Linked DNA regions of Mus musculus: region 1 is linked to region 2. Evidence: chromatin loops called from intact Hi-C (ENCODE). Cell type or tissue: left cerebral cortex. All regions are shown on one strand. Each heading gives the region's core, and the rest is flanking DNA. Links, peaks and the distances in the headings are about the cores only.

The links. A loop is a pair of places that touch in the nucleus more often than their neighbours do. Peaks named below come from ENCODE experiments on the same cell type or tissue, not always from the same donor. Only the 100,000 strongest peaks of a DNase experiment are listed, where the experiment ranks them.
Region 1: a loop joins it to region 2, with 14 times the contacts of the local background. A loop is called at or near these places in 6 of 42 quality-filtered maps.

What each region holds. Positions count from the first base shown.
Region 1 is chr7:24,767,601-24,783,896 of GRCm38, reverse strand. It overlaps Ceacam10 (carcinoembryonic antigen-related cell adhesion molecule 10), which reads right to left and starts at 6,693. Exons shown (of 4, transcript NM_007675.4): 1 at 6,558-6,693; 2 at 5,412-5,771; 3 at 2,668-3,027. The coding sequence starts at 6,621. In left cerebral cortex, for the core only: a CTCF peak has its summit at 7,563; DNase peaks (open chromatin) are centred at 9,404, 9,753 and 9,759.
Region 2 is chr7:25,471,616-25,487,911 of GRCm38, reverse strand. Ceacam1 (carcinoembryonic antigen-related cell adhesion molecule 1) reads left to right here and starts at 10,287. Exons shown (of 9, transcript NM_001039185.1): 1 at 10,287-10,441; 2 at 11,209-11,568; 3 at 13,108-13,392; 4 at 13,860-14,114; 5 at 15,839-16,114. The coding sequence starts at 10,378. The region is part of intron 4 of 4732471J01Rik (RIKEN cDNA 4732471J01 gene); the gene reads right to left. Gm38967 (a long non-coding RNA gene) reads left to right here and starts at 1,071. Exons shown (of 2, transcript XR_881898.3): 1 at 1,071-1,912; 2 at 4,221-4,726. In left cerebral cortex, for the core only: a CTCF peak has its summit at 8,271 (motif pointing right); DNase peaks (open chromatin) are centred at 8,275 and 10,261; H3K27ac peaks cover 250 bases.

The DNA.
Region 1 (16,296 bases), core at 3,830-11,829, 700 kb after region 2:
CACTTGAGACTCTTAAGCATCTGAAGCAGGCTTGTGCTCAGGGTGGGCCAACTGCCCTCTTTTACACAGTCTCCTTCATTCTGCTTCTGGCTATTTTGTTCCCTCTGACTGGAGGATCTTAGCAAAGCTTGTCTTACAGGGGTGAATATTTAGTGTAAAAGACTGAGTATTCAAAAAGTTGTCAGGACCAAGCTACTAGAAATCAAGAAAATCATGTGCCCACAGCTTTTGAAATGTCAGCAGGGGACAGCTTGTGGATGCCTCTGTTAACTCAGCCAAACCAATGCAAATCATCATTGGAAAGCTTTGCCTCATAGCTCAAATTTGTACCAAAAACTTGTTGCTACTGCTTTTGGGAGAGCTAAAGGGCCGTTTCCTCCTGTATTTATTACATGCTAATAAAATAAAATGGCATTATTAGCAACATAATAGATATAATATAAAAATTATTAGCAGTATAATAAAAATAATATTGCTAATATTGTAATTACATTATATGGATAATATCTCGTGCCTGCTGAGAAGAATAGAATGCCAGGAGATTTATTTGCTGAGGTATAAATTGGATTAGCTCCTTATGGATTGATTATAGCTCCTGTAAAATCTTAACCTACTCCTCCAGTCTCATATTTTGGAGAATTTATAAAGCCTTCAGGAATCATTCCTCAAAGTTGGAAGTTAGGGAGGACACCTTAAAGACCAGATGATCTTCAAAACCTGCTAGGAGCCATAAATTGGATTATATCTATCTTTAAAATTCCCACACCACTCTTGCAACCTGAATCTGAAGTTCTTAAGGGGAATTGTGACCCTTCTCCCAGAGAATGGACTCAGCCTGCTTGTATGGTATTACGGTAGGCGGAAAACCCTCAGCTTCAGTGCATCTCAGATCCATTTGCTGTCGCTACATTGCTGGGTATCCTGTCTCCCAAATCCCCACAGGATTGCTCTGGGATGAGGGTCCAATAGAACAGATACATCTCTCTATTACCCCCCAAAAAGGTGATCACTCCGTATCGGCTCATAGTTGCTGAATTCATCATTTTAGTCAGGTCTCACACAAAGCAAGTATCCAGGCAAGCGCCAACAAAAATGTTGTATTCGTTTTGATGAAAAACTGTTGGGATTTTTGATGAATACTTTGCATGGCTTAGCACTGGCTTTTGTTGCAGATCCATTTCAAACTGATAACCATATCCCTTCGAGTAAACTTACTGATTTTGCATCAAAACATGCTCTATTCTCTTTCCTAAAGGAACCAGGCTGCAGGCATTGCCCTCTAAACAAACAGTATTTGTAGATGCCACTACATGTGTAGGTTCCTAGCAGTGCTTCACGGATTTCTCCCCACCCAGGTGCTTCTGCACAGCAGATGTCTCGTCACTTACATCACCTCACAATGGAAGCCTCAACCTCTGAACCCAAATTCTGATTTACAGTGCACAGTGCTGGCCAGGCAGCGCCTAGAAACATTGCAGCTTGCTTTTTCCATCACCTCTCTTCATTTCATTACACTTAATTCAACCGAAAAAGCAGACGCCAAAAATCCAGTTTATTTTGGCTATATCAGGTCACATTCTAATCTGCCAGGACTGTGCCCTTCCCAGCCTTGAGCAGGTTGAATAGACCTTGAGCGTTTGCCTTGTTGGACCTTGACAGCCTAAGTGGAGTTATCCCCCTGGGTTGCAAGTGCAACTTCCTACAGGAACTTAGAAGATGAGACTGCCCTCTGACCTTGCTTTGCAACATAATTCAGCTGGAAAAAAAAAAAAAAGGATTGGTCTGTGGGTTCCCCCTATATAAACACAGTGCTGAATATTAAATTTGGAGCCTTGATCAGAACCTTGTCTTGGCTTGATTCTTCTCTTGTCCCCCCTCCCCATCTCTTTTTCATTTCCAGCCCCCTTTTCAGGGAAATCCAGCTTGTCCATGGCCGCAGGACAGCTACACAGGACTTTTGTCTGAGGGAAATGCAAAGACAGATTCCCTTTTAATACTAACTCTTCTCCTAGAAATTAACAACCTAAAGAAAATACAAGAATCCCATGCACACTTTCACCAAAACACTTCATCATTAAAACCAAGCTTCACTAACTAAATAGCAGGCTCTCCTGATAGTTAATGGATGCCCTTCATGTGTAAGAGATAATACCAACCTCTACTCTCTTATGCCATGACTCCTGGAGGATTTTTGCCAAGTCATATCTGTCACATGGACACTACTTATGTCCCCAGATTTAGGAAATTAAAATATGTTCGTGTCATTCTGGATACACTTCCTCTTTGCTTATTGCTACTGTCCCCCTATCTGGAGAAGCAGTTAAGGATGCCAACTCGTTTTTATTCTAAGGATTTGCTCTTTTAGGCATCTGTAAAATATTAAAAATGGGCAATGCCATTGTGTACAATTCTAAGTATTTTACAGAATTTTGCCAAAAGTTTGATATAACCCATATCAGAGGCATACCATAGAAAACTCAGGGCAAATCATTTGTTGACAGAGCCAATGGACAATTTCAACATTATTTTAAAACAAAGGAAAGGGAGAAGGGTAGTATGGCTACTCCTCATAGAATATTACCTTCTAAATTATGTACCTAAAAATTGTAAATTTGTAAAGTAGGATTAGCTCTACCCACGACGCAGAGGTTAAAGAGAATTACTTACCGTGAACATTAAATTGCACAGGCATTAGGGTATGATCGAAGTTTTGAAATAGCATATCTAGTGCGTAGGCTCCCTCATCATTCTTGGTGACACCTTGGAAGAACAGGGATCCATTGTTGTATATGATCTCTCTGTCGCTGTGTGCAGGCCCCAATATAATCTTATTGGAGGCTGTTATAAATCGTGCAATTTCATTTCTTTCACCCGCAGTGGTTCCCCTGTACCAGTAAATTGCTCGGAGCGTCCGTGGCAGATTGTGAACAAGTAGAAGAACGTTTTCCCCTTCGGCAACGTTGGGCCGCACAGCCTCAACGGTGACTTGGCCAGTGGTGGGAGGGCTCAAGGAGGGTAAAAGTGAGGCTAAGAGGAAGAGAGAAAGATCTATCAATCTTAGGACCTTTGCAAAACCTCTCAGCCTTGCTGTGCCTGTGTCCTATTGGGTGGCAGCCAGCAGTACCACCTCCACTCCTCAGCAATGCTACAGCTTTCCACTGTACGAAATGCTCTTCTCGGGCATTCACACAGCTCACTGCTCACTGCCCTCAGATCCCAGCTCACACTCAGAGTCTTATCTTCTCTGACCTCCTCCTCTAAAGCCATGGTCCACTGGAGAGATGTTACATCAAATCAGATTCAGAAATTCTCTGGACCTAAAGATACGTTTGTGGTTCTCCTCAGGGCATATAAAACCTAGCAAAGATGTTTGCTCATTCTTTTTCTGTCTATAATTAAACTTCGGTCCATAAGAATGTCTCTGGGAATTTGTTGTTGTTGTTGTCACATTGGGAAGCATTATAGCCTTAATATTAATTCGGTTCTTCATATCTACTTTAAAGATTGACTTGCATACTCTGAAATTAAAAATCAAAAAGGGGGGGCTGGTGAGATGGCTCAGTGGGTAAGGGCACCCGACTGCTCTTCCGAAGGTCTGAAGTTCAAATCCCAGCAACCACATGGTGGCTCACAACCACCCGTAATGAGATCTGGTGCCCTCTTCTGGTGTATCTGAAGACAACTACAGTGTACTTACATATAGTAAATAAATAAATCTTAAAAAAAAAAAAAAAAATCAAAAAGGGGGTGTCAGGGACTCTTGCATTCAGCCTGGTGTAGCAGCCCTAAGAGGTTCCTAACCTAGGTTTTCAGGTTCGAGCCCATGGCTCCTGGGGCACCTCATGCCTTTCAGTTAGATGCCCCCCTCAGGCAGGGGAGATTTAAGCTATCTTTGTATCTCTGCATTCTCTAGAAGTCAGCAGAGCAAATAGAGTTTGGCAGAACAATTAGTCTCGGACATTATTCTTTGGGGACCCTGTCCAGCTCGAATACTGTCATTTTATCATGGCAACTACAATTGTGTTCTTCCTGGTAACCACCATTATATTCTCTTTCTGACAAGAGTATAAAAATGTCTGATTTCTTGCAATAATATTGACACAGTCTCAGTCTTGCTGTGACCCCCTCCTACAATACCTAATTTAATTCTCACTGACCCTGTCAGGAGACTCTGGCTCAGTAAGTAAGGGGCTTCCAGCTCATTCCTTCCCTCTTCCTCCATCACAGTAAGAGCTAATTATACACTCTTCCTCATGCTGGTTGCAGGCTCTTGTGGGAGAAAACAAAGCCTTCTCCTTCATCCTCTGCTAGGAAGGACACCAGCATACCTGGGACCCTGTGATTCCAAGTCTAGTGAAGAGAGTGTGGGCTGGTCAGGCCTGGCTTCTGTTGAGGAAAGCTGACTTCTGCTCAACACTTTCATTTCCTGGACCAGGCTTCCACTCAGGCTGTGCATGCCTGAAACCAACATCTCTGAACCCACTGCTCCTCTCCAATGCATGGATAGCTAATAAGGTCCCCAGGGTGTGGCTGAGGACAGACAAGCTAGTGCCACAGACACTCCGAGGCATATGGAGCCATGACTCAATAGCTATTTCCTACCCCCAGTTTTCCTATAACAGTGCACGTTGGTAAATGATCATTGCCATGCCTGCAAGTTAACCTTAAAAGGAGCAATGATCTGACCTTCCATAGACCAGAGTCTGTTACTATTTGCTGCAGGAAATAATCCCTGGGCCTGACACCCTGGAGAGCAAGGAGCTGCCATTTGTACACGGTTTTCTCCTATCATTTTAGGGCTCTTGTCCTTCCTGGAAAGTCTCACAGGAACATCACAACAGTTGGCTAGTTGTCTTTCATACCTCTCCATGTACACAGCGCACACTGGGTCTCAGGAGGAGATACCCAGGTGACCTACCTCAGACATGGCTCTAGTCTAGGCTGACTGTCAACAGCCTACCAGCCTACAATCAACCGTTGTCCCTGTCAGCTCTAACAAGAGGGCAAATCTCAACCCAGGCTAACAACTTCCCAGGGTTCCTGGAGTCCAGGCTGGGTCTGGAGCAGTTTCCTGGTGCTCACCTCTCCGTGAGATTCTCATGGTTTCCTCAGGCAGGCCCTGCTTGAGCCCTGAAGGGTCTTTCTCGAGGCCATGCTCAGGATAAGCAGCCTAAGTTACTGTGCAGAGTCTGACATCCTCACACTGAGTTACCTCACAATCTCTTTTCTGAAGGAGTGAGTCCAAGTGAGGCATCTCGGTTTATTGCTGTATTTCTCCCCTCTGTGTGCCCCGAACTAAATGTTCCCACCACAATGTAGGGGACATAGTTGAGTCATCAAGGCTTGTCAGTGCTGTGTGGGAAGCAGGATTAGCTCTACCCATGACCCCGAGGTTACAGAGAATTACTTACGGTGTACATGAAATCGCACAGAAATCGGAGTAATTTCAAAGTTTTGATCTAGCATATATAATGTGTAGACTCCCTCATCATTCTTGGTGACACTTTGGAAGAACAGGGATCCATTGCTATATATTGTCTCTCTGCCGCTGTGTGCAAGCCCCATTTTACTCCTATTAATGGATGTTACAAATCGTCCAATTTCATTGTGTCCAGCCCCACTGTTTCCCTTGTACCAGTAAAAGACTCGGAGCGTCTGCGGCAGATTGTGAACAAGTAGAAGAACATTGTTGTCTGCAGTAACGTTGGGCGGCACAGCCTCAACGGTGACTTGGGCAGTAGTGGCAGGGCTCCAGTAAGTTAAAAGTGAGGCTAAGAGGGAAGAGAGAAAGACCTATCAATGTTAGGACCTTTGCAAAACCTCTCAGCCTTGCTGTGAGTGCGTGTCCTATTGAGTGGCAGCCAGCCTCATCACCTCCATTCCTCAGCAACGCTGCATCTTTCCACTGTAGGAAACGCTCTTCTCAGGCATTCACACAGCTCACCGCTCACTGCCCTCAGACCCCAGCTCACACTCAGAGTCTTTGCTGGATGTAGGGCTATATTTTCTGACTTTCTATAAAGACCCTGTGCCTTTATTTTCTGGTCTTTCTCTGCTTTGTATTTTCTGAAGTGCTTGCCAACCTGACCCCACCTAGATATCCTTGCTGGTCTGTCTTTCTGCCCAGTAGAAGTAGGGCTTTGTGAGGTTTTGTGAGGCTAGGTGGATTTTGGCTTAGTCCCTGCTACCCGGAACACGCTCACATACCCGTGTACAAATCAGTGTCCCAGAGCCTAGTGTATTTGCAAATTTCTCAGTGTAGTATGGATGCTGTTTATTTGCCCCAGTTTGGTTTATACGTGGAGAGTCACCCTGACAGAGTTGTGGACTTCAGTCTTCAGGATATCCTAGCCAGCGCGATAAACTTAACAATAGGGAAGAACTGAGTTTCTCCTCACCATTTGCCAATTCACATTCACAAATACTCCGAGCTTCCTGTTGCCCTCAGGCTTCAAGCAGAAGCCAGATGTCCCTTCTCAGGTTCCTTTCCTCTCCCAGAAGACCCCAGCCAGTCTCTGAGCTCCCCTGCTCTCTACTGGGAAGGAATATCTCCTTACCTGTGAGCAGTAGTCCAACCCAGGGAACCTGCCCTTTGTGGAGATGTGCTGAGGCCAGCTCCATGTCTCTGCTGCCTGCCTGCTAGCTTCTTCTCCAACACTACTGCTAAGCCTGGCTGCCCAGGTATCTGCCCTGCTCTTCTTAGCAGAGTTGATTCTCCTCCCAGAGGAGGGCACCTCCCAGATTCACGTGGGCTGGGGGTGGAGCCTGTGAGTCTGACAATGCTGTTCTCCTGTCAGTGCGGGCCTCCCGTCCTTCTATTCCTCTTTCCAGTTCAGTGTTCTAGAACATACTCCGAGCAGCAAGGCTGAGGAGTGCCCTGTGCCCTGGCCTTGGGGCTGTCAACTGCAGCAGGAATTCCTGTACTTTCTATAGCCTAGAGTGACACAAACCCCCATGGGAGCCCTGTGTGCCCTGCTCTCAATGCTCACAGAGGTGGGGTTTACTCCAGGCAGGAAGTGGCAGAGTTATCTGGAGGGTTGGGAAAGGCCTAGCTGAGTGATGACTGGGTAGGACCTGATCCATCGTCACTGATGGCACCAGTCATGTGTCTGATCCTAGGATACAAGTTGTCTCAGGGGCTTCATATCCTGGGTGTGCAGGAGGACGTGACCTGTGTGTCCTGGAAAGAGGACTGTGTGCTCCATCTTCCTATGGAGGGCGCCAGGGAGACCTCCCCATCTTCCTGTGCTGGCCAAATGTGATTCAGGTCTGCCCGTGCCCTCCGTAACCTTCCCAGGATGGCTCTGTTCTCCTTGGTGAATGCCCTGGGATTTCCCATCTCTCCCATGGATGATGGAGGATGGAAGGGACCACATTGGTTGTTCTTGCAGAATGGAGTTCTCAGAGATACAGGAAAGAGCCAGGAGGACAGAGTATGGTTAGGTGAAGGAACTGGCTCCAGGTGTGTCAGAACTGGGATGGAAACCAGGCTGCAAGACATGTTCATCCCTCAGGAGTTTTTCTGTTGAGTATATGGTTCAGTGGCTCCCCTGGTGTTCACGAGGAGATCTGCAGCTCACATCTGGGCTGCCCTAAGGTTGGTAACCAGGCTCCCAGCTCCATGATGGAGCTAAGCAAGAAAGGCTCCAGATGTGGAGATCCTTTGAGGATCCATTCAGCTTTTTGCTAGAGACTATTATAGTCATGAAGTGAGACTGGCTGCCTTTTGATCTGCAGTTCCACGGTGACTAATGAGGTTGATCCCCCGTTCCCATGTGTCTAGTAACTTAGTTGGACATCTTGTTCCTGGGGCAGCAATATCCTAGAACTGTGCTTTCTCTAAAATTGTTTTATTCTGACTTCTAAATATTAAAGCAAAGCACTTTCACTCACCAACAATAGCATATTTTAGAATTGTAACAATAAGAAACACGGGCTGGAGAGATGGCTCAGTGGTTAAGAGCACCGACTACTCTTACAAAGGTCCTGAGTTCAAATCCCAGCAACCACATGGTGGCTCACAGCCATCCGTAATGAGATCTGACTCCCTCTTCTGGTGCACCTGAAGACAGCTACAGTGTACTTAGTATAATAATAAATAAATCTTTAAAAAACAAAACAAAAACAAAAAAACCACAAAAAGGAAGCTTCTTAGTGTGTGTAATTCCGGGTGTGTTAGTATTTGAGATGCAGTAGCAGTGAGTCAGCATTCCTTGGAATTTGTTTTATAAATTCATAATTATGACTATTTAAGCATACATCTCAGTGTCTTCACTCTCTATAGTTTTTATAGCTGAAATTCTTGTTTAAAGAACTATGGTCCCTAATTGGTGGTACTTACCAGAACTACACTGTACAGGAGCATTCAAAGGATGAAAGACAGAACTTCAGATCCAGGTCTCCCAGTAAGGCAGCGGCCCCGCATGGAGTCCCACGTGGACACTGCTTGCTAAGGACCTGTTTTACGTCAAAACCGGTTACATTCGAGAGAGCATCCAAAGGGCCCACACCAGGTACATCATATGTGTGAGCCCATGAGGGAGCACTTTGTCTCTTTACAATTACTGCACCATTGCCAGGTGGTGGTGCACACCTTTACCCCAGCACTCGGGAGGCAGAGGCAGAGGAATCTCTGAGTTCAGGCCAGCCTGGTCTACAGAGTGAGTTCCAGGACAGCCAGGGCTACACAGAGAAACCCTGTCTTGAAAACCAAACCAAACCAAACCAAACCAAACCAAACCAAACCAAACCAAACCAAACCCAACCCCTTTATGTTCTCCTTCCTAATGTTATATATGTAATTACATGTGTACATGCAGACATTAGAGCTAGGATCCACAAACAAGAAAGGACATATGGGGTTTTCTTCCTGAGATCAAATGATCTCACTTAACATGATATATTCTAAGTCTATCCACATCCCTGTAAAGTTTGTGATTCATCTTTCTGTAGAGACAAACACTACTTCACCGTGTGTGTGTGTGTGTGTGTGTGTGTGTGTGTGATAGACTTGCATTGTGTATTAATTTGTTGATGGAGCTCTAGGTTGGTTCCATTTCCTTGCTATAGAGGATGGAGCAACTATAATTATTGGGGTGCAGATATCTCAATGGTAGGGTACAGGGTTTCTGGGTAAATGTCCAGTGAAATAGCTGCATTATATGCTATTGCAAATTCTTTGAGGAATTCCACACAGCTTTGTATAATGGCTACAGAAATCTGCACACCCACCAGCAATGAATAAGTGTTCCTCTTTCTCCACATTCTCTTCAACATTTGTTATCAGCTAATTTGATTACAGCCATTCTAACTGGAGTGGGCTGGCGTCTCATAGTAGCTTTAATTTGCATTTCCCAAAATTAAGCATTGCTTTTTTTTCCTAAGCTGTACCAGTTACTTATGCCAAACACAAAAGCCATATCATATATACAATTCACAAGTGTGTTTTTCTGTTCTGTGGTTGTTATTTCAGTTTGTACTTTTAATTCATAAACTCACTGTCTCAGGGTTGCCATTGCTGTGCTGAAGCACCGTGATCAGAAGGGGGAGGGAAGAGCTTACTCAGCCTACACGTCCACATACCTGCTTATCACTGGAGGACATCTAGACAGCAACTCAGACAGAGCCAGTCTTGTAGGCAGGAGCTGCTGCAGAGGGCACGGAGGGGTGATGCTTACTGGCTTGTTCTCCATGGCTTGCTCAGTCTGCTTTCTTATAAAACCCAGGACCACCAGCCCAGGGATGGCCCCAACCACAATGGGCTGGACACTCCCACATCAATCACTAATTAAGACAACCCCCTACATGTGTCCTACAGCCAGATTTTGTGGAGGCATTTTCTCAATTGGGGCTCCATCCTCTCATATGACTGTAGCCTGTGTTAAGTTGATATAAATTTATCCACACTTACTAAGTAAATTTGACTAAAGCATAAAGGCCAATTCTCATTTGCAAACCAACATGTTCTTTTTAGTGCATTCTTCTAGGATTTAAAATCAAATTAAATTCTCATATTTGAAAATGTTTAAAAGTGTCCAGATCTCAGGACTCACAGGGAGGGACCTTTGATGAAATGCCGGACAGTAAGAAGAGGGAACTTATAGAGTCCACCTCCAGGAGGAAGATAGGACATCAAGTGAGGTATGGGTTTCCACCCCACAGTCACACCTCTGACCCATAATTGTTTCTGTCTGAAAGAATTACAGGGATGGAAATGGAGAGGAGCCTAAGGAAAAGAAGGTCCAGCAACAGGCCCAAAGTGGGATCCAGGTCAAGGGGAGGGCCCAAGGCCTGACACTATTACTGGGGCTATGGAGTGCTCACAAAAAGGGATCAATCATGATTGCCCTCAGAAAGACCCAACAAGCAGCTGAGAGAGTCAGATGCAGATATCTGCACCCAACCAATGGACAGAAGCAGCTGACCACTGTTGCTGAATTAGGGAAGGATGAAAGAATTTGAGGAAAATATTGATCCTATAAGAGGACCAGCAGTCTTAATTAATCTGGTCCCCCGAGATCTTTCAGACACTGGACCACCAAACAGACAGCATACACCAGCTGATATGAGGCCCTCAACACACATTCAGTAGAGGACTTCCAGGTCTATGTTCATTCAGAGATGATGCACCTAACCCTCAAGAGACTGGTAGCCCCAGGGAGTTTAGAGGTTAGATGCGGTAGAGGGTGTGGGCATCCATGTGGAGACAGGATGTAGTGGGAGGAAGTATGGGATGTGGAGCAGTTGGAGGGTGGGAGGGGAGGGGCGTGGATTGGAATATGCAGTGTAAAAAATGAATTACAAATACAATTAAAATTTTAAAAAAAGTGTCCAGAACATGGTATATCCTTCTGACCCTCAGAAAGCCTTTGGGAGGTAGACTAGTTCTCTATTTCTTTTTTTTTTCCCCAGTAAGGTTTCAAAGGAGGGGATAGGGGAGGCAATTTTGTGTTCTAGAGGGAGAGTCTCCAGGGAGAGACAACTGGAACTGGGAGGGTTCTCTGGGATGAGCTAGAAACCTAGAGCAATGGAAATTCCTAGGAATGAATGACGGTGATGCCAGTTAAGATTTCTAGCAGTGGGGGAGATAGAGCCTAGATGAGCCATTGGGACACCAACCCAGTCACAAAACCTTTGATTTGCAATTGTCCTGGCTACAAGACATGCTGGGGTAAAGGTGATACAGAAATTGTGGGAGGGATCAACCAATGGCTGGTCCAGCTTGAGACCCAGGCCATGAGAGGGAGCTCACCCTTGAAACTGCCCAGAGGGCCAGGAGCCAGAGGTTGGATAGCCCAGAGATCAGGATACAACTAGACACAAATGGGAAAAAAAGAAAAAGAAAGAGAAAAGGAAAGCAAATGAAATACTTTCTATTGACATTCTGCTATACTCATTTGTCAGCATCTAGCCTATTTGATGTCAGAGAGGCTTCACCCAGCAACTGATGGAAACTGATGCAGAGTCACAGCCAATCATTAGGCAGAGCTTGGGGAGTCCAGAGGAACAGGTCTGGGGAAGATGGCTTGTAAGAGTTAGAGGGGTCAAGAGCACCACAAGAAATCCACCAAATCAAATAGCCTGGCCCATAGGGCTCTACAGAGACTGAACTGTCAACCATGAAGTCTGCATGGCACTAATCTACACCCTCTGCACATATGTTACAGATGTGCATCTTGGTTTTCATGTGGAACCCCTAACATCAGGAGAGGGACTGTCTCTGACTCTGTTGTCTGCTTTGGGATGCTTTCCCCCCACTGGGTTGCCTTGTCTAGCCTCAATAAAAGAGGAAGTGCCTAGTCTTACTGCAATGTCTTATACCATGGCTGGTTGATATCCATCAAGGCTGGCCCTTCATTTTCTGAAGGGAAATGGAGGAGGAGTGGATGGTGGCAGGAAGTGGTGGGGAGGGAATGAGAGGAGAGGAGGGAGGGGAAACTGGTCAAGAAGTAAAATAAAATTTACCCATGAACGTGTCTTATGTCATCACCAGGGTTTACATTTACCATGTGTGTGTCCTACTTAAGGTTTCATTGCCATGAAGGGACAAAGTGACCTAGGCAACTCTTACAAACGACAGCATTTAATTGGGGCTGGCTTACATGTTCAGAGGTTCAGTCCATTATCATCATGGCAGGAAGCATGGCAGCATCCAGGTAGACATGGTACTGGAGAAGGAGCTGAGAGTTCTACATCTTGACAAAACTGCAGCCAGGAGAGGACTGCCTTCTAGGCAGCTAGGAGGAGGGTCTCAAAGCCTGCCCCATAGTGACACACTTCCTCCAACAAGGCCACACCTTCTCCAACAAGGCCACACCTCTTTCAACAAGGCCACAACTTCTCCAACAAGGCCACACCTCCTAAGGGTGCCACTCCCTGGGCCAAATACATTCAAACCACCACACCCTGAAACATTCTGCATTTTAATTTGTATTAATTATTCATGTGAGAAACACTGTCTCTTGAATACATTCACACCTGTGTTTAATGGTCCTATGTTTGCATCCATCCACATGACTTCTTCTTATCCTCCATGCTCATACAGCATAGTTCTGAGTCATTAGCTTCTGCTCATGGGAAAACTTTGCTTTCTCCTCATTGCCTTTTCTACATACTCCTTGTGTGTACTTAGTGTGTATGGAGGCTTGCATGAGTGTGAACTCACAAGTGTACACATGTGTGTGGAAGCCTGAGATTAACACTGAGTAGCTTCCCCAATTACTCTCACGTTTCCATGCTGACTTGGAGTCTGAACCCACAGCTTGCCATGTTGGCAAGTCTAGCCAGGGAGTTAGTTCTAGGTTTTTGCTGCCTTTGCTTCTCATGGAGTGTGTATGGTCCAGTTGAGACGCTATGCTTGTGGAGCAAGGGCATTACCCTCTGAGCCAGCTCCCAGTCCCACATTTTTCTTAAAACAAAACAAAAAACAAAAAATTGTTTGCCCCACTCACCATTTCACATCATGACCACATAGCTTCCTGCAACTGTGATGCAAGGTAGGGACTGCTGCAGACTGGACTCAGTCAGCCCCTAAACCCACAGGAGAATCAGGGTCCCAGTACAGGTGGTTAGGGAGTCGGCAAAAAAGTGACAAACAGATGTGAACACAAGGGAGTGTTGTATCTGAATGCAATTTCTCAAAGCGAGCATCAGACTTATATTACAGAAGGAAACAAGGAAGTTAAGTGATACATTAAGGTCATCCAAGGTGCACTGAAGTTATCGGATGCAAAATGACTTTTACAACAAAACAGAGGAATGCATACATAAAAGCTAACAGGAACCAACTGGGATAAAAATCAATGTTAACAACTGGGATCAAAAGCAGCCCCACCTAAGGTCAGCTTAATCTTAGAAGCCAGGGGCAAGGGCTTCATGCCCTTGCCATAGTTTCAATTCTAGTCTATTGTATAGTCCACCTTCTCCCTAGGCCATTGTAAATTCCTGTGTATGGGAGTGACTCTGCTCTCTGTTGTTCTAAGTATTTACTCTAGTTCCTTCTTAGACCACCACCTTCCTTCTTCCGAGATCATTGCAAATTCCTGTGTGTGGGAGTGACCCTGCTGTTGTTCTAAATATACTCTGTAGACCAGCCCTGAGATTATTAGCTCTATTCTAGTAGAATGTAATGCCTGATTTCTATCACTGTCTATCAACACTGGAGGCATATTCATCTGAATGAGTAACACTCTTACAAAGATCAAAGCCCAAGGTTGGCTGGACAATTTCCTAGGATATTGGAACACTGGTGAAGGCTAATCTAACTTAGCTATATGTCAAAATCAATCCTTAGAGGCACTTACAATAAAATATTGAAAGGAAGCACACAGATCTGTTCACCGACTAAAGCAAGGACAGATTTGGAACATTCGTTTTACAGGATGCCACGGTTCCAGGAGACTAAGTTTCTGTGAACTTTTCGCCTTGGGACTGCATCCAAGCTTTTGGGCCTGTCACGAAAGTCACTACTGGAGTGGGTGTGGCAAGGAACCCCCAGAGCCAGTCTCCTCACCTACCAGCCCACCCACTCACTGTGCCACCTGAAGGACTGTTTTGTGTCCTGGAGCTGTGACCCTAGAGCTGGTCTACATGCCCACCAACTATTCTACCTATGGTGCTGTGAAAGGAAATAAAACTTGAGACCTGTGATTCATGTAATTTATGTCAAATAGCCCAAAGAGTTGTTTGTGAGCTTTGAAACCTGGGGGTGAGAACATAGCAGAACAGGCCAGGACATGCCGGGCAGGCCCGTCATTAAGATATTACTGAGGCTGCTTAGCCATAAAGATAATGACATGCCGGACTGGCTCAGCGCCTCCCTATCTCCCACCCTTCTGACCTAAGTTAAATGTTAACAGGCTGCTAATGTTTAAATGGACCAATCATGTGAAACCTCGCCAATTCCTCCCCCAGCCCAACCCCTTTTTTATAAAAAACCCTAGCTTCGAAGCCTCGGGGTCGAAACCACTGTCTCCTGCATGAGATATGCTTCGACCCGGAGCTCTGCCATTATGGCTCCACCATGTGGTCAACACCTCTGTCTCCTGCGGGAGATATGTGTCAGCCCGGAGCTCCGTCATTAAACTACCTCATGCTTTTACATCAAGATGGTCGTCTGTTCGTGATTCTTGGGTGCAAGCCGAATCGGTAATTGAGTGGGGGTTTCCCCACTAGTCTCTTTCAGCTGCATATGGACAGCATGGCATTATGGGATATTAACCCCATAAAGATATCTCTAGAGCCAGCATGCCACCCCACCCATCAGTGGATCCCCCAGGACCATGTGGTATCTTATCCTCCTAACCCCAAGTAGGAATCCAAAGCCTTTCTTCCATCCCAGTCACCTCCACCACCTGGGAAGTGTGTGGCTTCTTGTACCCTGCCCTCATGGAGGCCTGGCCACTCCCACAGTGATCCCTGTGCCTGCCACCCTAAGCCTACAGTCTGGAGAGCCATTACAAACTTCTGAAGACCAGAAGCAAGAATCTCCTAACGCTAAAGTCTTTTTCCTGATCTCCTATTCTCTTACCTTCTCTGTCACTTCTCTCCCTGCTCTCCTCCCCACTCTCTCTCCACATGTTCCTGCCAGTCTCCACATTTTTATTCCCTCTCTTCCTCCTCTTCTTCACCCTATCCTCCTCCTCTCCCCCCTCCCCTGCCTTTCTCTGTCTCTACCCATCAATTCCCCTTCCCATGCCCTAAATGACCTCTATTACATACTATATCCATCCTATGACTGGTACCTCAGGGGGAAGGAATGTCTCAGTATGGTTCTGCAGAGGCAACCCTTTCCACCTCACCATACTGAGCCTCTACCAAACATATCCTGGTTCTCTCTCTCTCTTTTTTCCTTCCTTCCTTCCTTCCTTCCTTCCTTCCTTCCTTCCTCCCTGCCTTTTTTATAAAACACAACATCAAAGGCCTCTTTTAGCCTCTGCAAGCACCAGGCATGCAGGCAATGACTTCTATACATTCAAAATAAAAAGAATTTTACAAAACAATTTGTATCCACTAGGCATCAGAGCTCACACCTGCAATCCTAATACTGAGGAAGATGAAGCAAGAAGAGAACTACTGCAGTCATCTTCAGCTACATTGGGAGTTCAAAACCACCCTAGACCCCAGGAGGTGTGGGAGGGGTGGGGGTGGAGGAACAGGGAGAAGGAGAATGACTGATGATTCATTTTGATTTGGCTGCAAAACACCTCGATTCATAAAGAATGATCCCTCTGGCTGAGTCTGTGAGGGGGTCTGTAGCTCCACCTGATTCCAATGGATCAAAATCTGAACAGAGTTTTGGCTCCTAGCTGAGCTGTGGAAGGATTGCCGGAAGCCACTTACCAGGGCGGTGTGTCTTGGAGCCAGCTCTGATGTTGGATTCTTCCTCTCCCCTCGAGGAGCAAACTAAGTTCTTCTGTTAGGTGTCTTCTCTACAAACGTGAGGCCAGCCTGCTGGTCTGCAACAGTGAGCTCCACGACAGCCAGAGCTAATTAGCAGGGAGATCCATGTCTCAAAGGGGCAAGGGGGAGGATGATTTAATTTTCATTTATGAGAAAAAAAATTGTGTGACTTTGTCTTTTTGAGCCTGGCTTTGTTTGCTCAACACAAAGCCATTTTGCTACAAATGGCAGGATTCCATTGATCTTCATGGCTGAATAGTAAGTATTTCACATTCAAGCTGATTCCTTGCTGCTGTGGGCACGTGGGTATCTCTTTTGTATGTTGACTTCAATTCATAGACTCTGGGGTTGTACAGAATGCTAGACTGGAGGTGTATTCAGCAGTGGGGCGCTTTC
Region 2 (16,296 bases), core at 4,381-12,380:
CCTCTAGCCAGCATGAGTCAGGCCAAGATGAGTCCCCTCAGCTGGGTCTAACAAGTTGGTATTGCCCCACCTCAGATAAGCTTTTAGCCCAAGAGAACAGCTCCATCAGCCTCCCACCTACACCTAGATAAGAACTGCTTCCTTCTCCACTGCCACCCCGAGGCTCCAGTAAAAAAGCCAGGATTTGTTGGTTGTTGTTGTTGCAGCTTCTCTTGGGGTATTATTGTTCTTCTCTGGCAGGCACCTTGCTGTACTTTGAGAGCTCTGTTCTATAAGCCCTGAGCAATTGGCCTTTGAGAAGCTGTAGATGCTAGGTAACTGCTGTTGTGTGCATAGCAGGAGTCTCTTCTGCAGTCCTGTGCTTGATTCCTCCCTTTGCAGCATGCAGATCACTCAGTATCTCTCCAATGGGAGCAAAATGCCTAGTTCCATGCCAGCTGTTAGCCTAAATCTATATCGAGCTGGACTGTTACCCACAGTCCCTAGCATGTAGAAGGTGGGTCATAGCCGGTTGCAGCTCTGTCTCCCATGTGCAATCCCACCCAGTGCTCTCCCAACCCCAGGACACAGCAAGCGGCTCTCGACCTTGTAGCTCTGCAGGATCTCTGCCTTCTCTGCTTTCTACCCTTTTTCTGCTTTCTATTCTCTTGTCTAATATTCTGAACATGGATTTTAAAGGTATGGATAATATATTCCATGTTGGGCACCAAATGAACTGGCAAGTTTAAAAGTTGTCTAGTCTTTTGCCTTCTATTCATTCTCCTTCAGGAATTGTTATGCACAGAAAAGATATTGTAGAGTGCATATTCTTAGCACACACACAGAGTAAGAAATTAAAGACCTATGTAGAAAGGTTTCTGAATTGATTCTGAAAGGAAAAATGAGAGTTCATCAGTTAGCAAAAAAATAGACCCAGCAAAAATTGTGGTACTGTGGGGCTGGAGAGATGGCTCAGCAGTTAAGAACACTGACTGCCCTTCCAGAGGTCCTGAGTTCAATTTCCAGCAATCTCATGGTGGCTCACAACCATGGGTAACAGGATTTGATGCCCTCTTCTGTTGTGTCTGAAGACAGTGGCAGTGTACCCACATACATTTAAAAATAAAAATCAAATAACAGTTAATAGGAAACAGGTTGTAGACCTGTTTATAAATAGTTCTTTGGGGTTATTCCAATCTTCATCGTCAGCAATCCAGTCCACTAGAACAACACCAGCATGTATCAGCAGCAGCAGCAGTCCACTAGAACAACACCAGCATGTATCAGCAGCAGCAGCAGTCCACTAGAACAACACCAGCATGTATCAGCAGCAGCAGCAGTCCACTAGAACAACACCAGCATGTATCAGCAGCAGCAGCAGTCCACTAGAACAACACCAGCATGTATCAGCAGCAGCAGCAGTCCACTAGAACAACACCAGCATGTATCAGCAGCAGCAGTCCAGTCCACCTGGCAATAACCACTCACAACTCAGCAATGGCAGTTCAATTCAGAAGAAACCACATGGCTCCACCTATTGGCCTGAGTCTGCAGAGTCAGCAAGTAGCCAAAGGAATATCACAAGAAGTTCTTCAGCAAGTTACTCTCTACCAAGTTACAGCAAGTGAACATTAGCAACGTGATGCAAGGCAAACCAACACCAGAGCCTCCTCCCACTCTCTGTGGGGTCATATTTACATTATTTCTAAACATCACAGGCCCTCTCCTGTGTCTGCTTCAGCAAAACATCCTTTCACCTGTATGCACCTGCAAAACAGCAGATAACATAACTGAGTTTCCTAAGAACCAGAAATTTCCACTTCATAGATGTCTCAATGTTGCAGAGGCATCTCAGGTGACTGTTCAACACCAGCTGTCTCTGTCATATCTACAGTTTTGGAAGCTGCTTGCTCTGAACTTCCTGTTTACTCAGGTAAAATGTATCTTTCTCACGTCTTTGGTGGGAATGAAGACTATATAGTTATAGTCTAAAAGTTTCCTTGTTATCACATTCAGAAAGTTAAAACTCACAAAAGAGGTTCACGTTTATAAACATATAAAGTTTAAGTTGTGCAGGATCTAAGAGGATGTTTTAAAGGTTGATAAAAACAAGTTATAACTGTTGAAATGTCAAAGATGTTTAAAGATGGCAGATGCAAGCTGTAAAGGTCAGAGAATCTGAAAGCTTTAATAGTGATAGAAAGTGACTTAGGTGCAGAGCTTTGGACTCACCAAAATAGGATCAATAGTGGAGCACTTTCTCCAAAGTTGCCAGGTAAAAAGGACTGGACATTTGTGAATGTAATTCTTACCTGATAATTGTTCTTATTATATATCATCTATTGATTTGAGAGAAAGACCCTTTATTTGTCTAAAAGGGGAAGATGTTGGGATAATGTCTTGTGTAAAGGTTACCTTTGTATTATTCCAATGTTGATTTCTGTGGCAAAGATTTGAGTACAGGCCAACCTTGTTATTGTTATTTTTATGAAACTTTACCTGTCTAAGTGTTTTGTAAACATTCTTCTCCATCCTTCTGATTGGTTTACTAAAGAGCTGAATATCCTATAGCAAAGAGGAGAGGACAGGAGAGGGGAGGGGAGCGGAGGGGGAGGGCAGGATGGGGCGGGGCGAGGCGAGGCAAGGAGAGGAGAGACATCTGTCAGAGATTAAAAACTGTGGGAAAGAATCAGGCACAGGGGATTGGCCAGCAAGATGCAGAGGGAGAAACAGACGCTGGGACTGATTGGCTAAGAGAGAGGTAATGAGCCATGTGGATTAGGATAAATAAGTAAATTGAAGCTATACAAGCTGGTTGGGAACAAGCCTAAGCTAAGGCCAAGCTTTCATAATCACAAAAAGTCTCCATTCATTACCTTGGCAGCCAGTGGGTCAAACCAGTCCAGTGATGATATTACCAAAAGTGATCCAGTGCAATCCCCATCAAATTCCAAAAACACAAAAGCATATCTGTGAAGAGAAATAGAAAACACTACATTCACTCAGAAGCACAAGGTCCCAAATGGCTAAAGCAACCACGAGCAGAAGGGGGAGTGCATAGGAGTCACCATATTTAGGTCAAATATACTAAGAGCAAACATAACAAAGCAATATGGGACTGGCAAGAAAAGGGACATTCAAAACAGCGCAGCAGGACATAGGACCTAAAGTTGAACAGGATTTCCATCTTGCCTTACACTGGTCATTAGTCTGCTGGCCATGGACTCTCTCAGCCTATAGACAACTCTGTGAGGTGTTTTCTTGATTTGTAATTGATGTGGAAGGACCCAGCCCTCTAGGAGTAATGCCACCCCTGAGTATGTGGCCTCAAGTTGTATTAAAAAGCAGTTTGAACAAGCCTTGGGAGCAAGCCAGGAAGCAACAGTCTTCCAGGGACTCTGCTTCAGTTTCTGCTATGACTTCCTTTCAAAATGGACTTTATATATATATATATATATATATATATATATTGTATATTGTAAGACAAAAGAATTCCTTCTTACCCTAGTTGCTTTGCTCGTGGTGTTTATCACAGCAATAGAAAGCAAACTAAGTCACCTAGTTTCCAACAGTCCCAATATCTACAGACATCTCCCACAAGCCTGCTCTAAAATTGTCTTCTTCTCATGTCTCTGAGGATATTACTTTGCCTCCTGGCCATCACTCACCAGAAGAGACCAGGTGATTATAGGGGAGTCACCTAGACAGATGACAAAGCTGTCCCAGAAAGGTCAAGAGGACATGAACAGACCCCAGACACAGCTCAGCCCACACAGGCAGGTAGCATCTCTCCCTGAGACTATTCATAGGATGATGAGGTCCACATTCTCTCTTAGGTCACACAAGTCCCATCCTCCTGCACATCTAGGACACAAATCTTCTAAGATAACTGTTCCTGGGCTTCCATTCCTGGATCAGAACCTAACTGGTGACACCAGTGACAATGGTTCCATCCCCTCCCCAGTCATCACTCCACTGGCCCCTTTCCAGACCTCACAGACAATCTCTGTCACTTTCCTGCTGGGAGTAAATCCCACTTCCCAGAGCATTGAGATTGCTCAATGGGCAGACTGGGCTCAGCAGGGTTTCTGTATCACAAGAGGGAATAAACCACAGGGTTTAGGAAGGACAGGGGCTCCCTCTGATGCTGGCAGGGCCAGGGCCAGGACATGGCAGAGGTTAGCCCTGGGGTAACCTGGTCTCGAAAATCAAGTGATCCTGATTAACATTCCTACTCAAAGTGTGTTCTAGAGGACTGGGCCATGAAGACAGAAGGGCAGAAAGGACTGGAAGGCCACACTGAGAGCAGAAGAGGTTAGGGACTCAGCCCGTGTGTCTCTGGGTGCTGCTGCTGCCTGTCTGAAAGTTCAGCTTCAAGGAAGGACAAGAGGCCTGGCACCAGAGCAGCAAGGCACGGAAGCAGTGCGGGAGCTGAAGCGCTTCTCCACAGAGAGAGGACAGAGCAGGCAGAAGAGACCATGCTGTTCAACCTCATGGTGCAATAGGGTAATGTCCTTAAGCAGGGAGTCCTGCTCACTAGTGTCCACTTGAGGAAAACTCCTTCCTGTGTGCGCCCCAGCGCAATACCATCCAACACAATGGACTCTCTAAGGAGCCCTTAAGTGTCCACTTCACACATGCAGCAGGGTGGGAAGCAGTGACTAAGGAATGGGGTTGTGTATGACCAAAGTATATTTTCACGTGGGTGTGGAGTTGTCAAATAATTAAAGTACTTTCAAAAAAGTAAGTGGCTCCAATCCTCTTCACTATTTGAAGAAAACAGAAAAAAAAAAAAAAAACTTAGAACACAAAAGTGCCTCCACCGACCCTCATTCGAAACCTGGGGGGGTGGGGGGGGGAGGGGAGGGGAGGACAAGAGCAAGCAAGCTGGTCTACCTCCCAAAGGCTTAATGTTCTGGAAACTATTAAACACTTTCAAATGTGAAAAATTAAATTGCTTTTAAGTTTTAGAAGAATTTGCATTAAAAAACAATAGTTGGTTTTGTGAATGAATACTGGCCCTCATGCTTTAGTCAAGTTTACTTAAGTCTTCTGGATAACTTTATGTCAACTTGACACAGGCTATAGTCATGTCAGAGAAGGGAGCTCCAATTGAGAAAATGCATTCTTAAGATACAGCTGTAGGCAACCCTGTAGGGAACTTTTTAAATTATTGATCCATGAGGGAGGGCCCAGACCATTGTGGTTGCTGCTGTCCCTGGGCTGGTGGTCCTGGGTTCTATAGGAAAGCAGGGTAAGCAAGCCAGTAAGCAGCCCCCCTCCATGGCCTCTGCATCAGCTCCTGCCTCCAGGCTCCTTCCCTATTTAAGATCCTGTCCTGCCTTCCTTTGATGATGAGCAGTAAGTAATAGGGAGGTGTAAACCAAATAAACCCTTCGGACCCAAAGTTCCCTCTGATCATGATGTTTCATCACAGCGACAGTAACCCTCAGACAGCAAGTTTGTGAATTAAATCTACAAACGGAAATGAGAATATGCAGAGCAGGAAAACATTTATAAACTATACTCACAACAAATAACTGGTACAACTCAGAAAAAGCCCAATACCTAGTTATCATGGAAATACAAATTAAACAGCTGTGAGATACCAGCCCACCCCAGTTAGAATAGCTATAATCAAAGTAACTGATAACAAATGTTGGGAGAGGTGTTGGTGGCTTTTTAATAAGTGTTTGGTTTTCTCTTTACCCGGGTAGCAGCTCCCGAATAATAGACTGGAGTATTATATTTATTTAAAGGTTTAAGGGCACAACTGAGCAGTATGAACCTATTTTAATCCTCTAAGCTAATCTGGTGGCCTCCCAGCCCAAATCCCCAAGATCCTTGCATTTTATGGCTTTCTCTGCTCCAGCTGTTTCTCCATCATGTCTCATGGACTCTCTCCCCTTGGCTAATCTCTCTTCCTCCTCTCTGTTTCTCTCCCTTCCTTCCTCCCTCTTTCCCTCCCTCCCCTGGATGGGAGGAAGTCCAGTCCTATTCTATAAACCCTGCTCAGTCATTAGCTGATCAGCTTTTATTGACAAATCAGAGAATAAATGGGGACCAATGCTTACACAGCCCTGAAGCAGGAGACACAGTATAGATAGTTACCTGGCAAAGGGGCACAGAAATCAGCATTATACAAGGTTAATATTTAAACAATATGCAATAACATTATGCCTACAGAGAGAGTGTGGGGGGGAAGAGAAACACACACTCATTGCTGGTGGGTGTGCAAATTAATAGCCATTATACAAAGCTGTGTGGAAGTCTCTTAAAAAATAGCAATACCATATAACGCAGCTATTTCACTGGACATATACCCAGAGAACCTGTACCCTACCATTGAGATATCTGCACTCCCATGATTACAGCTGCTCCATCCCATATAGCAAGGAAGTAGAACCAACCTAGATCTCCATCAATATATGAATGCACAATACAAGTCTACCACACACTCACACATACACACACACACACACACACACACACTCACACATACACACACACACACACACACACACACACACTGTGAAGTATTGTTCGTCTCTACAGAAAGATGAATCACAAAGTTTACAGGGATGTGGATAGACTTAGAATATATCATGTTAAATGAGATCATTTGATCTCAGGAAGAAAACCCCATATGTCCTTTCTTGTTTGTGGATCCTAGCTCTAATGTCTGCATGTACACATGTAATTACATATATAACATTAGGAAGGAGAACATGAAGGGGTTTGGTCTGGTTTGGTTTGGTTTGGTTTGGTTTGGTTTTCAAGACAGGGTTTCTCTGTGTAGCCCTGGCTGTCCTGGAACTCACTCTGTAGACCAGGCTGGCCTGAAACTCACAGAGATCCTCCTTCCTCTGCCTCCCGAGTGTTGGAGGTGTGCGCCACCGCCTGGCAATGGTGTGGTAGTTCTAAGGAGACAAAGTGCTCCCTCATGGGCTCACACATATGATGTACCTGGTGTGGGCCCTTTGGATGCTCTCTCGCATGTAACCGGTTTTGACGTAAAACAGGCCCTTAGCAAGCAGTGTCCACGTGGGACTCCATGCGGGGCTGCTGCCTTACTGGGAGGCCTGGATCTGAAGTTCTGTCTTTCATCCTTTGAATATTCCTGTACAGTGTAGTTCTTGTAAGTACCAACAATTAGGGCCCATAGTTCTTTAAACAAGAATTTCACCTATAAAAACTATAGAGAGTGAAGACACTCATAAGTATGCTTAAATAATCATAATTATGAATTTATAAAACAAATTCCAAGGAATGCTGACTCACTGCTACTGCATCTCAAATACTAACACACCAGGAATTACACACACTAAGAAGCTTCCTTTTTGTGGTTTTTAATGTTACAATTCTTTTTTTAATATATGTATATAATTTTTATTAGGTATTTTCCTCATTTACATTTCCAATGCTATCCCAAAAGTCCCCCATACCATCCCCCCGACTCCCACTTTTTGGCCCTGGCGTTCCCCTGTACTGGAGCATATAAAGTTTGCAAGTCCAATGGGCCTCTCTTTCCAGTGATGGCCGACTAGGCCATCTTTTGATACATATGCAGCTAGAGTCAAGAGCTCCGGGGTACTGGTTAGTTCATAATGTTGTTCCACCTATAGGGTTGCAGATCCCTTTAGCTCCTTGGGTACTTTCTCTAGCTCCTCCATTGGGGGCCCTGTGATCCATCCAATAGCTGACTATGAGCATCCACTTCTGTGTTTTCTAGGCCCCGGCACAGTCTCACAAGAGACAGCTATATCAGGGTCCTTTCAGCAAAATCTTGGTAGTGTATGCAATGGTGTCAGTGTTTGGAGGCTGATTATGGGATGGCTCCCTGGATATGGCAATCTCTAGATGGTCCATCCTTTTGTCTCAGCTCCAAACTTTGTCTCTGTAATGTTACAATTCTAAAATATGCTATTGTTGGTGAATGAAAGTGCTTTGCTTTAAAATTTAGAAGTCAGAATAAAGCAATTATAGAGAAAGCACAGTTCTAGGATATTGCTGCCCAGGAACAAGATGTACAACTAAGTTACTAGACACATGGGAATGGGAGATCAACCTCATTAGTCACCGTGGAACTGCAGATCAAATGGCAGTCAGTCTCATTTCACAGATATAATAGTCTCTAGCTAAAAAAAAAAAAAAAAGGAATGGATCCTGAAAAGATCTATACACTTGGGATCTTTCCTGGAAACCTTAGTGCTCAACTCCTCCACAGTTTTGAAAGCCTTGTTACCATCCTTAGGGCAACCCAGATGTGAGCTGCAGGTCTCCTCCTGAACACCAGGGGGCGAAATTGGACCATATAATCAACAGAAAAAACTCCTGAGCCATGACCACCCCTTGTATATTTTCTTTATTTACATTTCAAATGTTTTCCCCTTTCCAGGTCTCCCCTTCAGAACCCCCCTATCCTTACCTCCCTCCCCCTACCTCTATGAGGATGCTCCCACATCCACCCATTCTCATTCTCCTGCCCTGGCATTCCCCTACACTGGAGTATTGAACAGCCTCAGGCCTGAGGGCCTCTCCTCCCACTGATATCCAATAAGGCCATCTTCTGCCACATGTTTGGCCAGGGCCATGTGTCACTAATGGATACAGAAAATGTGGTACAGCCGGGCGGTAGTGGCGCACACCTTTAATCCCAGCACTTGGGAGGCAGAGACAGGCGGAATTCTGAGTTCGAGGCCAGCCTGGTCTACAAAGTGAGTTCCAGGACAGCCTAGACTATACAGAGAAACCCTGTCTCGAAAAACAAAAAAGGAAGAAAGAAAGAAAGAAAGAAAGAAAGAAAGAAAGAAAGAAAGAAAGAAAGAAAGAAAGAAAGAAAGAAAGAAAGAAAATGTGGTACATTTACACAACAGACTACTAATCAGCCATTAAAAACAATGACTTCATGAAATTCATAGGCAAATGGATGGAACTTGAGAATATCATCCTGAGTGAGGTAACTCAGTCACAAAGGAACAAACAAACAAGATATGTACTCACTGATAAGTGGATATTAGTCCAAAAGTTCAGAATACCCAAGATTCAATTCACAGACTATATGAAGCCTAAGAAGAAGAAAGACCAAAGTGTGGATGCTTCACTGCTTCTTAGAAGGGTGAACAAAATCTTCACAGGAGGAAATACGGAGACAAAGTGTGGAGCAAAGACTGAAGGAAAGGCCATCCAGAGACTGCCCCACCTGGGGATCCATTCAACATATAGCCACCAAACCTGTACACGATTGTGGATGTCAGGAAGTGCTAGCTGATGGAAGCCGGATCTGTCTGTCTCCTAAGAAGCTTTACCAGAGCCTGACAAGTACAGAGGCAAGGCGAAAGCTCACAGTCAACCATTGGACTGAGCATGGGGTCCCAGATGGAGGAGTTGGAGAAGGGACTGAAGGAGCCGAGGGGGGTTTGCAGCCCAGTGGAGGGAGCAACAGTGCCAAGAGGCCAGACCCCCACAGAGCTCCCGGGATCTGGATGACCAACGAAAGAATACGCAAGAACCTATCTTGCAACCTGGATTGCAGTTTCCATCCCAGTTGACACACCTGGAGCCAGCTCCCTCACCTAACCATACTCTGTCCTCCTGGCTCTTTCCTGTATCTCTGAGAACTCCATTCTGCAAGGACAGCCGATGTGGTCCCTTCCATCCTCCATCATCCATGGGAGAGATGGGAAATCCCAGGGCATTCACCAAGGAGAACAGAGCCATCCTGGGACGGTTACGGAGGGCACGGGCAGACCTGAATCACATTTGGCCAGCACAGGAAGCTGGGGAGGTCTCCCTGGCACCCTCCATAGGAAGGTGGAGCACACAGTCCTCTTTCCAGGACACACAGGTCACCTCCTCCTGCACACCCAGGATATGAAGCCCCTGAGACAACTTGTATCCTAGGATCAGACACATGACTGGTGTCATCAGTGACGATGGATCAGGTCCTACCCAGTCATCACTCAGCTAGGCCTTTCCTTAACCCTCCAGATAACTCTGCCACTTCCTGCCTGGAGTAAACCCCACCTCTGTGAGCATTGAGAGCAGGGCACAGAGGGCTCCCATGGGGGTTTGTGTCACTCTAGGCTACAGGAAATGCTGGAACTCCTGCTGCAGTTGACAGCCCCAAGGCCAGGGCACAGGGCACTCCTCAGCCTTGCTGCTCGGAGTATGTTCTAGAACACTGAACTGGAAAGAGGAATAGAAGGACGGGAGGCCCACACTGACAGGAGTTCAGCATTGTCAGACTCACAGGCTCCACCCCCAGCCCACGTGGATCTGGGAGGTGCCCTCCCCTGGGAGGAGACAAAGCTCCTTTAAGAAAAGCAGGGCAGATATCAGGGCAGCCTGGCTTAGCAGTAGTGTTGGAGAAGAAGCTAGCAGGCAGGCAGCAGAGACATGGAGCTGGCCTCAGCACATCTCCACAAAGGGCAGGTTCCCTGGGGAGGACTACTGCTCACAGGTAAGGAGATATTCCTTCCCAGTAGAGAGCAGGGGAGCTCAGAGACTGGCTGGGCTCTTCTGGGAGAGGAAAGGAACCTGAGAAGGGACATCTGGCTTCTGCTTGAAGCTTGACGGCAACAGGAAGCTCTCAGTGAGTGTGAATTGGCTAGTGGTGAGGAGTAACTCAGTTCTTTGCTATTGTTAAGTTTATCGCACTGGCTAGGATATCCTGAAGACTGAAGTCCACAACTCTGTCAGGGTGACTCTCCACGTAAAAACCAAACTGGGGCAAGTAAACAGAATTATTGCATACTACACTGAGAAATTTGCAAATACACTAGGCTCTGGGACACTGATTTGCAAACAGGTATATGAGCATGTTCCAGGCAGCAGGGATTAAGCCAAAACCCACCTAGCCCTGCACACAAAGCCCTAGTTCTATGTGTAAAACGGCAGACCTGCGAGGGCATCTAGGTGGGGTCAGGTTGGCAAGCACTTCAGAAAAAATCAAAGCAGAGAAAGGCCAGAAAATGAAGGTGCAGGGTCTTTAGAGGAGGGGGTCAGAGAAGATAGGCCTACACTCAGCAAAGACTCTGAGTGTGAGCTGGGGTCTGAGGGCAGTGAGAGGTGAGCTGTGTGAATGCCGGAGAAGAGCGTTTCCTACAGTGGAAAGATGAGGAATGGAGGTGATCTGCTGGCCACCACCCAATAGGACACAGGCACAGCAAGGCTGAGAGGTTTTGCAAAGGTCCTAAGATTGATAGGTCTTTCTCTCTTCCCTCTTAGCCTCACTTTTAGCCTCCTGGAGCCCTGCCACCACTGCTGAAGTCACCATTGAGGCTGTGCCGCCCCAGGTTGCTGAAGACAACAATGTTCTTCTACTTGTTCACAATCTGCCCCTGGCGCTTGGAGCCTTTGCCTGGTACAAGGGAAACACTACGGCTATAGACAAAGAAATTGCACGATTTGTACCAAATAGTAATATGAATTTCACGGGGCAAGCATACAGCGGCAGAGAGATAATATACAGCAATGGATCCCTGCTCTTCCAAATGATCACCATGAAGGATATGGGAGTCTACACACTAGATATGACAGATGAAAACTATCGTCGTACTCAGGCGACTGTGCGATTTCATGTACACCGTAAGTAATTATCTGTAACCTCGGCGTCATGGGTAGAGTTAATCCTGCTTCCCACACAGCACTGTCAATCCTTGATGACTCAACTATGTCCCCTACATTGTGGTGGGAGCATTTAGTTCGGGGCACACAGAGGGGAGAAATACAGCAATAAACCGCGATGCCTCACTTGGACCCACTCCTTCAGAGAAGAGATTGTGAGGTAACTCAGTGTGAGGATGTCAGACTCTGCACAGTAACTTAGGCTGCTTATCCTGAGCATGGCCTCGAGAAAGACCCTTCAGGGCTCAAGCAGGGCCTGCCTGAGGAAACCATGAGAATCTCACGGAGAGGTGAGCACCAGGAAACTTTGCTCCAGACCCAGCCTGGACTCCAGGAACCCTGGGAAGTTGTTAGCCTGGGTTGAGATTTGCCCTCTTGTTAGAGCTGACAGGGACAACGGTTGATTGTAGGCTGGTAGGCTGTTGACAGTCAGCCTAGACTAGAGCCATGTCTGAGGTAGGTCACCTGGGTATCTCCTTCTGAGACCCAGTGTGCTCTGCGTACATGGAGAGGTATGAAAGACAACTAGCCAACTGTTGTGATGTTCCTGTGAGACTTCCCAGGAAAATCGAGAGCCCTAAAATGATAGGAGGAAACCGTGTACAAATGGCAGCTCCTTGCTCTCCAGGGTGTCAAGCCCAGGGATTATTTCCTGCAGCAAATAGTAACAGACTCTGGTCTATGGAAGGTCAGATCATTGCTCCTTTTAAGGTTCATTTGCAGGCATGGCAATGATCATTTACCATATGTCCTATTATGGGGAAACTGAGGCAGTAGATACAGTCACTGAGTCAGGGTCACATAGGCCCTGGGTGGCATGAGTTTATCTGTCCAGAGCCACATCTCCAGCCTCCCCACCCTGGAGATCTTATTAGGCACTTGTTATTCTTTTAGATAATTTCTTGCACTCAGGCTTCTCTTTTGGGGGATCTCTTCTTACTCATGTCAGTCAACACCAAACACCCGACAAAATTGGCCCACCTTGTAGCCCGGCCCAACCTGAATGCTAGGCAACTGCAAGTCTCTTGTGTGAGGTATTTGACAGGCTGTGAGGATTCTCTGGGAAGCTCAATGGGAAGTGTCCTCACTGCCCATCTGTAGGACAACCCTGAACAGCAAAGGCTTGGAGGGCACCTGTCTACCCTGAGCAGCAGCTGTCCTGGAAAATGGAGGGAGTCGACAGATTGTGTCTAAAGGCAGACAACCAGTCAGTGAGTACCAGGACATAAGAGGAGGTCTCTGATTCTGAGACTTGGATCTGTGCATCAACAAACTGCAGCTCAGTTACTCAGGAGAGAGCCTTGCTTCTCCCATACACAGTGCAGGAGACCCCATCCTCTCTGAGCACTCAGATACTCCATCTGCCTATAATTTGCCTCCTGCCTGGTTCTCTAAGGATCTGGGTTGGCAGGGAGGTAAGAGACCAGCTTGGATTGAAAGAGGCCATTGTAAAGATCAGAGGTACCACACAGGGCAATCTTCTCTCTATTATCTGCACAGCCATATTATTAAAGCCCAACATCACAAGCAACAACTCCAATCCCGTGGAGGGTGACGACTCCGTATCATTAACCTGTGACTCTTACACTGACCCTGATAATATAAACTACCTGTGGAGCAGAAATGGTGAAAGCCTTTCAGAAGGTGACAGGCTGAAGCTGTCTGAGGGCAACAGGACTCTCACTTTACTCAATGTCACGAGGAATGACACAGGACCCTATGTGTGTGAAACCCGGAATCCAGTGAGTGTCAACCGAAGTGACCCATTCAGCCTGAACATTATCTGTGAGTAACTTCTTCCCCATCCTTGCTACAGCTGCCTAAATACAGAGAGCTAGAGCCGGGACACACATTCGCTTCTGGGTTCATGACAGACCCACCACATATATATATCTAGGTGGGCCATGATATGCTGGCCTAGCCCAAGCACATGAAGCCAGGCGCAGTCCTGAGCTAGAATGAACTGGAGGGATTACTCCTATCTAGAGAGGATCAGGGTGATGGAGACACAGGGGACATCTCAGACTCAGGCTCAGCGAACACTTGAGTGTCCAGTGGGGCTGTTCTCTGTGTGTTAGTGATGGACCAGGACGCATGCACACTACATGAGTACCCTTCTATTAACCTTCACCCAGGCTCTGGCTGGGACCTGCTTAACTGAAGTTATAGCACAGATCCTGTAGCCTTCTAGAGACCAGGATTTCCCCTTCCCTCTGCTGACGTCACATTTGGCTTTATTCTGTTTGCTCCAGATGGTCCGGACACCCCGATTATATCCCCCTCAGATATTTATTTGCATCCAGGGTCAAACCTCAACCTCTCCTGCCATGCAGCCTCTAACCCACCTGCACAGTACTTTTGGCTTATCAATGAGAAGCCCCATGCATCCTCCCAAGAGCTCTTTATCCCCAACATCACTACTAATAATAGCGGAACCTATACCTGCTTCGTCAATAACTCTGTCACTGGCCTCAGTAGGACCACAGTCAAGAACATTACAGTCCTTGGTAAGTGGATCTCTGAAGTATCAGCACCAGGGTTGGAGTGGAGTCTTTTGGTGTTCTGGGAAGGTGCAAACCAGCATCATTTCCAGCCTGTTTCTATGGGAACAGGCAAAATGCAATCCTCCCCAGAGCTGCTTCCTCCATCCCTGTATCTAACCCCTTTCTGTTTCTCCTGGCTGATCTGGCATTGAACTTGGAATGGAGGAGGAGGTTCTCCCAGCCTTGAAAAGCCTCAGGTGGTGTAAGGGACTTCCCAAGGGAGGGAGATTTCCTTCTGTCACTAACCCATGCCTTCTGCCATTTCCATCTTCCTTTGGTGATCTCCATGACTGAGAAGGAACACTCAGGGCTTTGAACTATGCGCACATTCATTTTCTCCAAGTGAGAGGAGAAAAATCCCCTCAGATGGGGACCAGCAGCTCTGAGCTCTGCTCCCAGATCTGTTCCTGTCTCCCTGAGTGATGGGATGGGAAGACTGGGTTACAGGAGATAACTGGGAGCCCTGTGCTGAGATGGGGTGAACCACGTTGCAGGGAATTTGATGATGCTTTTTCACTTGCTCTTCTCAAGGTTTAAAAATAAACATAGGCTGAGTGTGGTGGTGCACACCTCTAACCCCAGCACTGAGGAGGGAGGGGCAGGGGGAGATTTATGAGATTGAGGCCAGCCTGGTACACATAGTGAGTTCCAGGCCAGCCTCAGCTGCATAGTGAGATCCTGCCTCAAAAATCATAAATAAATAAATAAATAAATAAATAAATAGTGAAAGAAAAGGCCACTGGTGGTCAGCAAAGAGTACATGGGGATTTGCTTGTTCCCAAAGACTGGAAAAGTGAAAAAGTGAACTTTGGGGCAGTTGGCTCTGAACTGTGTCCTGGCTCTAAAGGTCCAGCTGTGTGAGCCCCAGACACCAGCACTGGGTGATCCCTGAGAACAGTGAAGGGCACTGGCTTGCAGAACAGGGACCTTCCTGTTGAGTTTCTGTGTAGAGGAAAGGACAAGGAAAGCACCTGGTGACTCTGTGGTATGCTCCATGTGTGGTGGCTCACACCTCTAATCCCAGCACTCAGAGGGCTGAAGCAGATGGGTCTCTGAGTTTAAGGCTAGCCTGGTCTACAGACCACGTTCTAGGCTATCTAGGACTGTACAGTAGTGAGACCTTGTCTTTTAGAGAAATCTGTAGTGAGCACCAGAGTGGCAAGCTGTTGATAACACTGTGACCATTCACTTCCTCACTGTGGTATTTAGTCCCTATCCATGGGGCAAGGAAATAACATTTTTCTTCTCATAGAAATTCTTTAGTTTGGGATTTCTCCCAGTCCTGTGGTCTAGGCTTTGACATCTTTAAGATTAGCTGGGCCAACTTAACCGCATGACAAATTAATTACAGAATAGAGAGCTATTTTGTGACAGAGGTACCTGATACCGCACTCACTGAAAGTTAGCACAAAAAAAAATCATTGGGAAAAACATTGCTCCCTGGTGAGGTTTCTGGATTTATGGAATGGAGAGGCTCCTGGTGAGGAATCTATACAAATGCCCTGAGACAAGGGTCACTCTGAGTGATCTGGGTAGGAGGAGTTTACATCTCTCTCCTTACAGATCTTACCTTGAACTCTAACATGTGACCCTACAGAGGACCGTTTCATTCTGTGGGCCCTGTGAGTTGGTTGAGATCTCTAAGGATGAAGGACTCTCAGCTGGTCCCCTCCTCTGTTTGTCCACAGAGCCAGTGACTCAGCCCTTCCTCCAAGTCACCAACACCACAGTCAAAGAACTAGACTCTGTGACCCTGACCTGCTTGTCGAATGACATTGGAGCCAACATCCAGTGGCTCTTCAATAGCCAGAGTCTTCAGCTCACAGAGAGAATGACACTCTCCCAGAACAACAGCATCCTCAGAATAGACCCTATTAAGAGGGAAGATGCCGGCGAGTATCAGTGTGAAATCTCGAATCCAGTCAGCGTCAGGAGGAGCAACTCAATCAAGCTGGACATAATATGTGAGTGACCTTGCCACCCTTCTTATTACAGAGTGTTGACGGTGGGTGCAATTTATCAAGGGTGTGAAAAATGGGTAAAAGTTTCAAGGAGAAAAATACATCTCAAGATACAAATACAGCCACCATGGCGATGGATGCGAATCAATTCACAGTAAAACACATAATAAGCTAAGCATGGCACC